Linked DNA regions of Homo sapiens: all the other regions are linked to region 3. The links are chromatin contacts, found by Hi-C or POLR2A ChIA-PET in ENCODE. All regions are on one chromosome and are shown on one strand. The core of a region is the stretch at or near the end of the contact, and the rest is flanking DNA. Distances in the headings are between cores, read along the strand shown. Region 1 has its middle 35 kb from the start of LINC01348. Region 2 has its middle 29 kb from the start of LINC03108. Region 3 has its middle 75 kb from the start of LINC02971.

The links. A loop is a pair of places that touch in the nucleus more often than their neighbours do. ChIA-PET counts read pairs that join two places held with the same protein, here RNA polymerase II (POLR2A). Pooled maps may share reads with other maps.
Region 1: a pooled map shows a loop between it and region 3 (2.3-fold over the local background). The contact joins two enhancer-like sites. A Hi-C loop is called at or near these places in 2 of 37 single-sample maps with no recorded cell type and 3 of 50 pooled maps. POLR2A ChIA-PET finds 5 or more read pairs at or near these places in 2 of 52 experiments (GM12878 and WTC11).
Region 2: a loop to region 3 is called in a map of B cell, with 12 times the contacts of the local background. The contact joins two enhancer-like sites. A Hi-C loop is called at or near these places in 2 of 168 maps with a recorded cell type or tissue (B cell and GM12878), 35 of 37 single-sample maps with no recorded cell type and 14 of 50 pooled maps. POLR2A ChIA-PET finds 5 or more read pairs at or near these places in 5 of 52 experiments (GM12878, OCI-LY7, activated B cell and 2 more).

Annotation. Positions count from the first base shown.
Region 1 is chr1:235,032,211-235,036,618 of GRCh38, reverse strand. No RefSeq gene overlaps it. Among named protein-coding and RNA genes, the nearest start is that of LINC01348, 35 kb to the left of the region's middle. Within about 2 kb of position 1,303, at least 5 of the 41 ENCODE cell types and tissues checked have a DNase peak (open chromatin) inside an H3K27ac peak, as active enhancers do; they include GM12878, where a contact is called at or near this core.
Region 2 is chr1:235,007,715-235,012,561 of GRCh38, reverse strand. No RefSeq gene overlaps it. Among named protein-coding and RNA genes, the nearest start is that of LINC03108, 29 kb to the right of the region's middle. RefSeq lists enhancers at 179-248, 1-415, 366-660, 259-848. Within about 2 kb of position 1,306, at least 26 of the 41 ENCODE cell types and tissues checked have a DNase peak (open chromatin) inside an H3K27ac peak, as active enhancers do; they include B cell, GM12878 and OCI-LY7, where a contact is called at or near this core.
Region 3 is chr1:234,879,988-234,884,740 of GRCh38, reverse strand. No RefSeq gene overlaps it. Among named protein-coding and RNA genes, the nearest start is that of LINC02971, 75 kb to the left of the region's middle. RefSeq lists an enhancer at 2,074-2,143 and a silencer at 2,527-2,663. Within about 2 kb of position 3,205, at least 4 of the 41 ENCODE cell types and tissues checked have a DNase peak (open chromatin) inside an H3K27ac peak, as active enhancers do; they include B cell, GM12878 and OCI-LY7, where a contact is called at or near this core.

The DNA.
Region 1 (4,408 bases), core at 54-2,553, 150 kb before region 3:
TTCAAGTGATTCTACTGCCTCAGCCTCCTGAGTAGCTGGGATTACAGGCACCTGCCACCATGCCCAGCTAATTTTTGTATTTTTAGTAGAGACAGGGTTTCACCATGTTGGTCAGGCTGGTCTTGAACTCCTGACCTCAGGAGATCTGCCAGCCTTGGCCTTCCAAAGTGATGGGATTACAGGCTTGGGCCACCGTGCCCGGCCTATTTTATTATTATAAAGCACTAGCATTACCCATGAAGTGGCATGGTGTTATTTGAAAGAAGACTTGGATTAGCTCTAAATGTACACTGCAAATTCTAGGGCAACCTCTAAAAAAAACTTTAAAAAATGATTATAACTGATATGTTAAGAAAGGAGGAAAAAATGCTCAATTAACCCTATCTCTGCAAAAAAAAAAAAAAAAATTAGCCAGGTGTGGTGGTGCATGCCTGGAGTCCCAGCCACTTGGGAGGCTGAGGTAGAAGGATTGCTTGAGCCAGTGAAGTCGAGGCTGCAGTGAGCCGTGATTGTGCCACTGCACTCCAGCCTGGGCAACACAGCAAGGCCCTATCTTGAAAAAAGAGAAAACTACAAAAGGCAGAAAATGAGTAGGAAACAAAAATAGGAATAAAGAACAAGGGCAATGGAAAGAAAATGGCAACAAATATCATAGATATTGACCCAACTATATCCATAATAACTTTAAGCATCAATGGTCTAAATACCTCAAGTAAAAGACAGAGATTGTCAGAGTGGATCAAAAAACAAGACCCAACTATATGTTGTCTACAAGAAATCCATTTTAAATATAATGATACATATAGGTTAAAAATAAAAGGGGCTGGTGGCAGTGGCTCACACCTGTAATCCCAAAACAATACAAAAATTAGCTGGGCGTGGTGGTATGTGCCTGTCATCCCAATTACTTGGGAGGCTGAGGTGGGAGGATCACTTGAGCTTGGGAAGTGGAGCCTACAGTGAGCCCAGATTGAGCCACTGCCCTCCAGCCTGGGTGACAGAGCCAGACTCGTCTCAAAAAAAAAAAAAATCTTAATTATTTAAAATTTCTGGTCTGATATTTCCACCGTCCCTGTCATCTGAATCTGGTTCTGATGCTTGCTTTGCCTTTCCAAATTGTGTGTGTGTGTGTGTGTGTGTGTGTGTGTGTGTGTGTGTGTGTGTTTTCTTTGCCTTTTACTATGACTTGTACTTTTTCTTGATAGCTGGACACGATGTACTGGCTGGAAGGAATTGTAATATAGTAATCTACCGAGTAGCTGGGATTACAGGCGCCTGCCACCACGCCCGGGAGCCCTTGAGGGCAGGCCTTGTTAAGAAGAACAGAATGCTCCAGCATATTTTAAAATGGTTCCTTTTCCTCCCCACTGCCATGAGTAGGTTTTTTTCTGTCTCAGTGTGAGAACCTGGTCAATCTCAAGGAGGTCAAAGTCATAAAAGTGTGGGTCCTCCTCTATGACTGGGTCCCCTTGGAGTTTTGAACTCTTAGGCTAGTCCACACAGAGCTCCCAGAAATCGGTCGATTGTAGCTTAGATTTCTCTGCTGTGGTACTGGTTTCTGTGGAAGTTTCTGCTCATGGGTTTCTGGTTTGGTAGGTTGTGATTCTCTGTATTTGCATATCTGTCTCTTCAACTCTGGGGACAGTGATTTGCCATGTGACCTCACTTCTCTGATGGACTTCAGAAGAGTTGTTGATTTTTCAGTCTGTTCAGCTTTTCACTTGTTGTTAGGATGGGGTGATGACTTCCAAGCTCCTTAAATGCCAGACGGGAAACCAAACAATTGAGAAGTTTTAAATAGATGTCTTTTTAATCAGATTAAGGAATTTTTCGGCTGGGCACAGTGGCTCATGCCTGTAATCCCAGCACTTCGGGAGGCCGAGACAGTCGGATCATTTGAGACCAGGAGTTTGAGACCAGCCTGGCCAACACAGCAAAACCCCATCTCTACTAAAAATACAAAAATTAGCCGGACATGGTGGTACAAGTCTGTAATCCCAGCTACTCGGGAGGCTGAGGTACAAGAATCCCTTGAACCAGGAAGGTGGAGGTTGCAGTGAGTTGAGATTGTGCCACTGTATTTCAGCCTGGGCGACAGAGCCAGACTCCATCTCAAAAAAAAAAAAAAAAAAAAAAAAAAAGAGAGAGAGATTAAGGAAATTTCCTTTTACTTCTGATTTGTTAATAGTTAGGAAACTTTTTAAAAATCATAAATGGGTGTGGAATTTTATAAAATGCTTTTTCTGCATCTATGGAGAGGATAATAAGATTTTTCTCCTTTAACATTTAATATCAGTGGATTTTAAAATATAAAATCAGTCTTGAATTCCTGAGATAAACTCAACTTTGTTGTGTTGTGTTTTGCTTTTATTTATTTTTTATTTTTTTTTGAGACAAAGTCTCACTCTGTCACCCAGGTTGGAGTGCAGTGGCGTGATCTCGGCTCATCGCAACCTCCTCCTCTCAGGTTCAAGTGATTCTCCTGCCTCAGCGTCTCGAGTAGCTAGGACTACAGTTGCCTGCCACCATGCCCAACTGATTTTTGTATTTTTAGTAGAGATGGGGGTTTCACCGTGTTGGCTAGGTTGGTCTCGAACTCTTGACCTCAGGTGATCCGCCCGCTTTGGCCTCCTAAAGTGCTGGGATTACAGGTGTGAGCCACCGTGCCCGGTTGTTTTATTTTTTAAAAAATATGCTATCGCAAGAAAAAAAAATATGTGGTTGGATTTGGTTTGCTAATATTTGCTTGGGAGTTTTTGCATATTTATTCATGAATTAAATGGGCTTAGAATTTTAAATTCTCAAATTTTTCTTGTTTAGGTTTTGTTGTCAAAATCACACTGGCCTCATAACCGTGGAGTTGTTGAGTTGTTCCTCATTTTCTATTTCTTGGTACATTTTTAAAAATATTTCTTTGTTCCTTAAGTTTATTAGGATTCTCCTGTAAACTGTTTTGGCCTAGTGTTCTCTTTACTAGAAAATTTAGACTACTGGCCTAATCCATATTTCTTTTTATTTTGTAATCAGTTTTAAAAACCAATTTTTCTAAGAATGTATACATTTTCAATGTTATTAGCACAAAGCTGTTGAAGTACTCTCTTATCCGTCTAATCTCTGCTGTATTTATAGGTATCAGTTCCTTTTTGTGTTATTATTTATTGTGAATTTTCATATTTTTTCTTCATTATTCTTTTTAGAGGTGTTTTTAAATTACCCTCTTCAGAGGTTAAAAATAATTTTAATAACTTTTTTCTCTTTATTTGCTTGCTTTTTGTTTCATTAATTAATTAATTAATTAATATTATTATTATTATTTTGAGATGGAATCTCACTCTGTTGTCCATGCTGGAGGGCAGTGGTGTGATCTCAGCTGACTGCAAACTCTGCTTCCTGGGTTCAAGCAATTCTTATGTTTCAGCTTCCTGAGATGACAGGAGATGACAGGAGCCCACCACCATGCCTGGCTAATTTTTGTATTTTTATTAGACATGGAGTTTTGCCATGTTGGTCAGACTGGTCTCGAACATCTGGCCTCAAGCAATCCACCTGCCATGGACTCCCCAAGTGCTGGGATAACAGGCGTGAGCCACTGCACCCTACCTGTTTCAGTAATTTATGCATCTATCTTTATTATCTCCTCCCCTCTACCATACAGGTCCCTTTATTCTCCCTCTTTCTGTTATACTTCTCTTATATGTTACATATATGTGTGTGTATATATATATGAAAGCTCATTAGAAAATATTACAATTTTTGCTTTCAGTCACCAACATGTTTTAAGAAGCTCAACAGGAGAATAATGTATTCATTTAGATATTTACCATGTCTGTTTCTTTCATTTCTGATGTTTCCAGTTTCCTTCCAAATACCGTTTTTCTTCTTTCTGAAGAACTTTATCTAGGAATGCTTTTTTTTTTTTGAGACTGAGTCTTGCTCTGTCACCCAGGCTGGAGTACAATGGCATGATCTCGGTTCACTGCAAACTCTGCCTTCCGGGTTCAAGTGATTCTCCTGCCTCAGCCTCCCCAGTAGCTGGGATTACAGGTGCATGCCACCATGTCTGGCTAATTTTTGTATTTTTAGTAGAGACAGGGTTTCACCATGTGGTCAGGCTGGTCTTGAACTCCTGACCTCAGGTGATCCACCCACCTTGGCCTCCCAAAGTATTGGGATTACAGGCGGGAGCCACTGCGCCCGGCCCTAGCAATTTTTTTAGAGAGATCTGCTGGCAGTGAATGTTAGTTTTCCTTCCATTGAGAATGTCTTTATTTCATCTTCCTTTCTGAACAATATTTTTGCTGGCTGCAAAATTGTGGGTTGACAGGTCTGTTTTTTCAGCATTAAAAAAAATGTGCCACTTCCTTTTGGCCTCCATAGTTTCTGATGAGAAATCCATAGTCATTTCAAT
Region 2 (4,847 bases), core at 57-2,556, 130 kb before region 3:
TAGTTGTCTGGCTTTGCCCGGGGCAGAGGCTGCTGACTGGTGAAAGCACCCTCTGAAAGCAAGTTTTTTGTTTTCTACTGTCCTCTGACCTTGGGACGGGCTATGATAGTCCTCAAAACCCTCACAAGCATGGTTTCCATGAGAGCCTTGCAACATTCCCTTGAGCCGGGCAGGGCAGGCAGCCATGTGGACATTTTAGAGATGAGGAAAGTGGGGCTGTGGCCAGACTCTTTGCGGCCAGACTCTTTCTGGCCAGGTTGTTCCACCTGGCTCTCCGGCTCGAGTCTGTCCAGCTTTCAGTCCTGCTGGTCTGTCTGCATAGGGGCTGCTTCTAGAAGACCAGGCGAGAGGATGTGGGTATGAGGGAGGAGCTGAGGCGCACAGGAAGAGCAGATGGCCTGTCTCTCTCCAGTATCTGCTAGTCACTACCTGGAAACCAGCAATGATGATGTAACCACAAGCATTATTCAGTGATGGCCGCCTTCCTTGTGTGGGTGGGACCGCAACACCGCCTGGGCTGGGGAATCCCATTGGTGACAACACAGCATCCTTTTGAGCTGACGCGGCAACAGATGCCCCAGACCAGCTCTGCGTCTGACAGCATCTCTGTGAAGCGTGTGCAGGGGACAGCAGACATCAGAGCTCTCCTGTAAATCACCTCCGCAAAGGCTCTTTGTGGTCGATTCACTGATGACTCATTTATAATCTGGTTTCAACATTGTGAGTCAAAATGCACCACTTTCATTAAAAATAACATTCACTGGGGTCTAACGGCTTTCTTTTTTCTGTTTTTTACTGTACTGTGTGGTTTCTGGATGGGAAGCTGTCAGATGGCAGGCGAGGTGTTCCGAGGGACTTGAGCATAATCGTGCAACGACTCAGGTGTGGATTGAACAAATAGTCCCGAATACCTGCTGTGGGTCCTGCAGACTTCTGGGCCATGGAAGTGTGTGGGTAGTCGGCGTGGGTGTGTGTGGGGGTGTGTGCAAGTATCAGGATCACCTGGGATGCTTGTTAAAAATACAGATTCCTGGGCTTCACCCCATATCTCTGAGGGTGGGGCCTTGTCAAATTCCTCAGGAGCTTTTTAGGTACAATAGAGTCAAGAGCCTTGACTCTGGGTGAGAGAGAATGGGAACTCCCTTCAAGCAGACCCTCCCTACAAACGGAGCAACCAGAGGAGAGGCAGGTCGACTGCAAGGCTGAGAGGGGTGGATGGGGGAGGTGAGAGAGGAAAAGGCAGGGGCGGGGGAACACCCGAGGTGGAGCGGGCCAACAGAGTCCCCATGGGAGAGTTGACTAAAAGCCCCGGCTTGATGCAAGGAACCCACAGTCTTTCTGGTTTGGGGACCAAATCTTGGGCATCCCCTACTTCCTTGGTTAAAAAAATTAAACATACAGAAACGGTTTAGTGGGCATTCTGCAGGGTAAAAAGCCCCTGCTGCATGGCCATGTTTTTATATTTTATGTTCTTTAGCAATGTTAGAAACTTCACTGGGAAAAGCACTTTAAAAAGATATAGTTGAGGGGAATGGGACGTGGGGAGTTATTGTTGAATGGGTGCAGAGTTTCAATTTTACAAGATGAAAGTGCCTGGAGATGGTTAGCGGCGATGGCTGTATAGCAGTGGGAATGCATGTCACACCACTGAACAACGTGCTTAAAAATGGTTACGATGGAGGCCAGGCACGGTGGCTGACACGTGTAATCCCAGCACTTTGGGTGGCGGAGGCGGGCTGATCACTTGAGGTCAGGAGTTTTGAGACCAGTCTGGCTAACATGGTGAAACCCTGTCTCTACTAAAAATACAAAAATTAGCCAGGCATGGTGGCGGGCACCTGTAATCCCAGCTACTCGGGAGGCTGAGGCAGGAGAATCACTTGAAACCCAGAGACGGAGTTTGCAGTGAGCTGAGATCGCACCACTGAACTCCAGCCTGGGTGACAGAGTGAGACGCTGTCTCAAAAAAAAAAGGTTAAGATGGTAAATTTTCTGTTATGTGTATTTTACTTACTACAATTTTTAAAAAATTGGAAAAAGAAAGATATGGTTGAGTCTGACTTGGATGAAAGTCTACAGGCCTCCTGCTGATGGTCTCAGCGGCTCCTGGGAAACTACCGTTTGTTTCAGCCATCTGTAACTTGATTTGTTGTTCAGAAGTTTGCCAAGACTTCTCCATGCAAAGCCAGGTGTAAGTTTAACCTGAGCCACGTGGGTCCCCCCACCTTTCCGCCTCCGATGGATCTTCTCTCCAAGGGCTCCGGTGCTCAGGCCCTCATAGCATGGGAAATCAGAAGGGATGTTTGGGTGGGAGGCTTGGCATGGAGGGTGGACATTTTGCTACAGATGGCCTTGCCCTCACGGAAGGCCATTGTTATTCCGCGTCTGCCCCCTGGCCGGGTCCAGCCACCTGAGCCTTCCTGAGCTCCCAGCTCTCAGTTGCAGCCAGCGCCCAACGCCTTCCTGCGGCACCTCCACAGACCTCGCCTCTTTGCCCTGACTCCTCTCATTCTCTGTTTTCCAGACTATCCCCAAGCCCTGCCTGTGGCTGCCTCCTCCCTCCATAGCATCCCTGCTCTGCCATGGCTCCCCTATTTGGGACAAGACCTTTGTGTGGGCCTCAAGATGTAGGCAGGTCTCTGCTCAGTGGCCCAGCTTTTGGTCGACACCTGCAAATGTGTCTAAAACTCATCTCAACCTCTTCCCCAACACCAGTCTTCCCTTTGATCCCACCCTCCATCTGCTCTTCTCTCAGCATTCCTGAGAGTTTCTGCAAGTTGCCCCAGCCAGAAACCAGGGTGCCAGGCATCACTCTTCCTGCCCGGTTCCCAGCTCCCACCAGCAGTGCCTCCTTGGCAGCTCTAGAATCCCCACTGCCTCTGGTCTAGTTCATGCCTCCATCACTTCTTCTCTGGACCACTGCAGTAGTCTCCTAAGTGACTGTAGCCATCTGAATAGTGGCCCCAAAGATATCAAGTGCCAATCGCCGGAAAACAGTGAATGTTACGCTACGTGGGAAAGTTTTTGCCAATATGATTAAGTTAAGGAATTCAAAAAAAATTATAAAATTGTGATAAATATATAACATAGACTTGACCAGTTTATTCATCTAAGTGCAGAGTTCAGTGGCATTAAGTATATTCCTATGTTGTGTGACCATCACCACCGTCCATCTCTAGAGCTCTTTTTGTCTTGCAGAACTGAAACTTTGTACCCATTAATAACTTCTATTTCTCTCTCTCCTCAGCCCCTGGCAACGACTCTTCCACTTTCTCTCTCTATGCATTTGAGTACTCTAGATACCTCATATTAGGTGGAATGAGGCCCGGCACAGTGGCTCACTCCTGTAATCTCAGTACTTTGGGAGGCTGCGGCGGGAGGATCATTTGAGCCCACGAGTTCGAGACCAGCCTGGGCAGCTAGTCAGACTTTGTCTCTACCAAAGATTTAAAAATTAGCCAGGTGATATGGTTTGGCTGTGTCCCCACCCAAATTTCACCTCGAATTGTAACTCCCACAATTCCTAAGTGTCATGTGAGGAACCCGGTGGGAAGTAATTGAATCATGGAGGCAGGTCTTTTCCATGCTGTTCTTGGGATAGTGAGTAAGTCTCACGACATCTGATGGTTTTAAACATGGGAGTTTCCCTGAACAGATTCTCTCTTTGCCTGCCACCATCCACGTAAGATGTGACTTGCTCCTCTTTGCCTTCTGCTATGATTGTGAAGCCTCTCCAGCCTTGTGGAACTGTGAGTCCATTAAACCTCTTTCTTTTGTAAATTGCCCAGTCTCAGGTATGTCTTTATTGGCAGTGTGAAAACGGACTAATATACCAGGTGTGGTGGTGCACACCTGTGGTCCCAGCTACTGGGGAGGCTGACGTGGGAGAATCACTTGAGCCCAGGAGTCAGAGGCTGCAATGAGCTAGGATCACACCATTGTGCTCCAGCCTGGGTGACAGAACAAGACCCTGTCTCAAAAATAAAATGAAATACAAAGGTAGACTCATATAGTCTTTGCCCTTTTGTGACTGGCTTATTTCTGTAGTGTATGAGAGAATTTCCTTCCTTTTGAAGGCTGAATCATATGCCATTGTGTGTATATAGCACATTTGTTTATTCATCCTTTGATGGACATTGCATTACTTTCACTTTGTAGCTATTGTGAATAGTGCTGCTGTGAACATGGGTGTACACATATCTCCTTAGATTCTGCTTTCAGTTCTTTGGGGCCTATACCCAGGAGAGGAATTGCTGGACCATATGGTAATTCTATGTTTAATTTTTTTGGGAAACTGTCATACTGTTTTACATAGTGACTGTACCTTCTTACATTCCCACCAACAGTGTACAAGGGTTTAAATGAAGATTTTGAGATGAGAAAATTATCCTGGATTATTCAGGTGGGTCCTAAATACCATCACAAGTGTCCTTACAAGGAAGAGGCAGCAGGAGATGGGACACACAGTAAAGGTGATAATGAAGATGGAGGTGGAGATTGGAGGGATGCGGCCACAAGCCAATGAATGCCTGCAGCTACCAGAAGCCACAGAGAGCTCCGCTAGAGCCTCTGGAGGGAGCTTGGCCCTGTCAACACCTTGATTTGAACCCAGTGAAACAAATTTCCAACTTCTGTCCTCCTGGACTGTGAAGTAATAAATTTCTGTTTTTTTAAGCTACCAAGTTTGTAGTAATTTGTGACAGCAGCCACATGGAACTAATACACAGATGTCCCAACATCCACACCGGCCTCACACTCCTCCAACTCAAGGTGCAGTTCCGTTGTTCATTTAGAATTGCAAATGGCCTTAGGGTGCTCCTTTGTTTGAGTACTTTCAAATGTTTCCC
Region 3 (4,753 bases), core at 1,956-4,455:
CAGTCCAGCTTGCTCCCTCAGTCTTGGACAAAGCCCAGGTATGGCAGGACTCAGAGGTCCATGCGTCCAGAGAGGCATTCTTCTTTGATTTCTTTTGCCAGCATCTGCCTTTCTGAGTATGGCACCAGAGGCTCCCCTCTCCTCTGCATGTGCCAAGTGGAGGTGAGTATGAGGTCTTCCCTCTGGGGCCCTGGAGCCACATATCCAGCATTCTCCAGATCACAGCAGTTTCTCTGCCAGTCCCTTCATTCAGGCCACCAGCACCTGTGCCCTCCTGATGGGTCTCTCTGATTCTACCCTTGCACCTCCTGCCCAAGTGACTTCCTAAAATATAACTCAGAATGTGTCACTTTCTGCTGAGCCCCATCTAGGGCTTCCTATTGCACTGAGGGACCAAAAAAAAAAAAAAATCACACTCCTTAGGATGGTGTCCAAGGCTCTGCACCTTCAGCCCTTGCTCTCCTCCCCAGCGCAGTTTGTGCCGCTGGCGTTTGCATGCCACGCTCCTGCTACCTCACCTTTCTTCAATCCCTCCATGTGCCAAGCCCTTGCCACCCTTTCTCGGGGCCTTCACACCTGACCCCTCTGCCAGGAGGGCTTCTCCTCCCACCTGCTCCGGGTCCCCTTCACCTGCCACTGTCACATCTTGCTTGATGCAGCTGAAATATTACTCCTCTGGAGAAAAGTCCACAGCCCTCCAGCCTTCCATGAACCATGTCTATAACCACATTTCTTTGTGTTTATAATTCCTGAACTTTAAAGCACTCATTCCCTTGTTAATATATGTGTATGTGTGTGTGTGTTGGGGGGGTTTTCTGGTTTGTGCCTTTCTCCTCCTATGAAGGATAGGAGGCATGTGGGTCCTCCTCACCACTGTGCTCTCAGAACCTAGTACAGAGCACATACTAGGTGCTCAGTAAATACTGGATGGAGGAATGAATGACAGAGTGATGCCTTAACATTGTATGGGGTGGAAGCTATGACTTTTGATTCTGTTCACATTTAACTGGGGCAACCCTTGAGGATGATCCTTTGCACTCTCTCTGAAATACTTAATAATCAATCATATGTACCTGGTCAGAAAGAACATAAGAATTCCAAATTACTCCTGTCCACTTGACTTTGTCCAGTAAGGAATTTAAAGGCAAACAGATCCTGAAGTTGCATTAGAACCCACAAAGATGACATAGGGAGTAAGAAAAGTTATTTTAACCTCCGGATGTTCTTCCCCACATGATCTAAGCACCTCTGGTGCCCTCCTGTATGTTCTGTCTTTCCTCACTGTTCTGCTCAGCACTTAGACCCCAGGCACAATGACCCTTGAGCTCCCAAAAAACATGGCTGCCTCCCTGTGATGTCCACAGCCTGCTGTGGAAAAAACTTAGTAGGAACAACTGTGCAAAGCCCATGGAGAGAGCCAGGACCACAAAGCCTTCTCTACAAGAGAATTGGTAAGTCCAGCCTCATGGCTGCTCTGAAGGGCAGCAGTAAGTCCTCTAGATAATCTGACCCTTGCACAGCCCTCAGCCCTGGGTTTTGCTAGTGGTGAGATGTGCGTGGGACAGGCACCCATTGGTGGCGGTTGTCCCAGACAGGCCCTTGGTAAATGATGTTGGGCAGAACTGAGAGTTCCTGCAGCGGTTCCTGAGGAAGAGCACCCAGGGTGCCACCGCTGCTAGGCCCTGGTGATTGATGTCCCCTGGCTGTCATCTCATCAGACCCCTGCCTGCCATGCACCTCTGTTCCTAGTTTGAGAATGTAGGCCAGACAGGCCTGAGGACAGCGTTCAGATGGGCAGAGCTGAGAGGGGCTGCACGGTCAGCCTCTGAACCTCTGTCAGATCAAGACCTGCCTGCACCTGCGGATGGGGAGGGAGGATGCAGAACAACTAGTGCTCAAGGAAAGGCTAAAGGATTTCTTGGTGGGCTTAGTCTCACAGGAAATGATAACCTCTACTGAATGAGTGCTGTTCGAGGTTTACCTTGTGTATGCATGGAGCAGAAGGAGGCAGAGTGACTTTGAGGAGCTCAGGGCCTGAGGTGGGGAGAGAGAGACTTGGGACAGACAGTGAAGTGACCACGAGGAAGGCACTGCCTCTGAGGTTTGAGGAGGTCTGTGCTGAGGGCTGAAGGCTAAGAAATGCGACAGGGGTGTCAGAAAAGGCTTCCTAAAGGAGTTGGACTTTGATCAGGGTTTTGAAGGATGCATAGAAGTTTTCCAGGCAGAAAGATGGGGAGTGCATCTCAGACAGAAGAACAACATGAAGCAAATGAACAAAATTGTGACAAAACATGATCAAGAACAACAGGAGCCAAGAGAGACCCCGTGATTTGAAATGCATGAAGTGTGTGGTTTGGTTACATAGTAGAGATCAGGTCTCTGTCTAGACTGATGATACAAAAAGTGATTATGGAACTTTCACTATTAGGTGTTACTCTCATTTTACAGATGAGAAGGACTAAGGGCATTTCAGTGTCTTTCCTGTTGTCACACAATTAGTTAAGTGGTGGATGCAGATTTCAAGCCTTGAGTCTGTGGTCTTTCCACTGAGCTGCGCGGCTTCCCTGGAAGAAACGCTGAGGGTTGACGGCTTGACAAGGCAAGATTTAGTGTAGTGAAATGCAAAATGTGTTTCCTGAGTGGCTCTAGGGTTACCCTGCCTGAGGGTGGGAGGCTGGCAGATTAGTGAGATTTTCATACGGTTAGCACTGGAAAGCCGTTCCACATGATGTCATAGGGTATGTCAATTAACAAGCATGTTCCACTCAATAACTCTGGGAAACATTCAATTAGACCTTATAGATGATCCCTTCATGCAGGACTTCTCAGAGTCTGCGCCTGGCTGATATGCGCTGTGAGTTTCTAAAAGAATGCCTGGTAGCCCTGTCCCTACTAAAAATACAAAAATTAGCCAGGCATGGTGGTGTACGCCTGTAATCCCAGCTACTCAGGAGGCTGAGGCAGGAGAATTGCTTGAACCTGGGAGGCGGAGGTGTCAGTGAGCTGAGATCGCACCACTGCACTCCAGCCTGGGTGACAGAGCGAGACTCCGTCTCAAAAAAAAAAAAAAAAAAAAAGAATTCAAAGTACAGTGGTGGTTTTCAGTGTGTGGGCCAGAAGTTTCAAGGGTCCTTGAGACCCTTTCAGGAGGGTCAGTTAAGTCGACACTACTTTCAGAACAAGACTAAGGCATCATTTTACCCTTACTTTGTCACAAGCATACACTGGAATTTTCTAGAGCCTACATGATAGTGCAACAGGTTGAATTCAGAAGCAGAAGTGAAAATCCAGCTCTTAAGCGGAACACTGAGGAGTTGGACCAAAACGTGGGACAGTGCCACTCTTTTCACTGGTATTTTTGTTTTGGGAAATAGAGTCATTTTTCACAAAAATATGGTGTTAGCAGGGAGTAAATTTATTATTATTTTTAAGTGAACGATTGCATATTTTAAAAAATTTCCAGTTTAATTTTGATGATAGTAAATATTGATAGGCATAACCCACATAAACAAAAGCTCTTTGAAGATTTTGATTTTTTTTTTTGAGACATGGTCTTGCTCTGCTGCCCAGGCTGAAGTGCAGTGGCATAATCATGGCTCACTGCAGTCTTGACTTCCTAGACTCAAATGATCCTCCTGCCTCAGCCTCCTGAGTAGCTGGGACTATAGGTGCATAACACCACACCCGGCTAATTTATACATTTTTCTGTAGAGATGGGGTCTCGCTAAGTTGCCCAGGCTGGTCTCAAACTCCTGGACTCAAGCAGTCCTCCCGCCTTGACCTCCCAGGGTGCTGGGACTACAGGCAGGAGTCACTACATCTGGCCTACTCTTGATAATTTTTAAGGGTGCAAAGGGTTCCTGAAACCAACAAGTCTGGGGACCACTGGGTATGTAGTATTTCTTAAACTTATTTAATCCAGAACTTCCCTATCCACCCATTTTAGGTCAGATAGCAACTATGCATCTCTTGGCATAGTGTTCCATATGGGAAGCGTTGGAATAGATGATCTTTGGTGGAGTCTGTCAACCCTGAGTTTAAAATGTGGCTCTGTCATTTAGTAGCTGTGTGACTTTGGGCACATTACTTAACCTTCTGAGTCACAGTTTCCTCATCGGTGTGATGGTGATAATAGTATAGTATTAATGTTACCTACACTCTAGGTTTGTTAAGAAGATCACGTGTGATGATGAATGAAAGGCACTCAATACAAACTAGCACCCAATAAATACTACTACTAATAATATTTGAAACAATAATATCATGATATATGACTCTAGGTACATCTTCATTAAAGACAATAACAATAATAAAAGTCTGTGAGAAATAGAGGAAGGATTGACTCTGAATGGGAGTCAGGAAGACCATGGTAGTTAGAAGAGATGGCTTCTCTGGGGTCTGACCTTGATTCTCTCACAAAAGACCTGGAGGTGGCTTTCCCACAGCTGAACTAGTGGTTGGCAATGAGGGGGCCTCATGTCAGTCTGTGGCTTAGGCAGGATCTAAAATGAGATTTTTTTTTTTTTTTTTTTTTGAGACAGAGTCTCGCTCTGTCTCCCAGGCTGGAGTGCAGTAGCCCGATCTCGGCTCACTGCAACCTCCACCTCCAAGGTTCAAGCGATTCTCCTTCCTCAGGCTCCCAAGTAGCTGGGAGTACAGGCATGTGCCACCATGCCTGGATGATTTTTTTGTATTTTCAGTGGAGACGAGGTTTTACCATGTTGGCCAGGCTGGTCTTGAACTGGTGACCTTA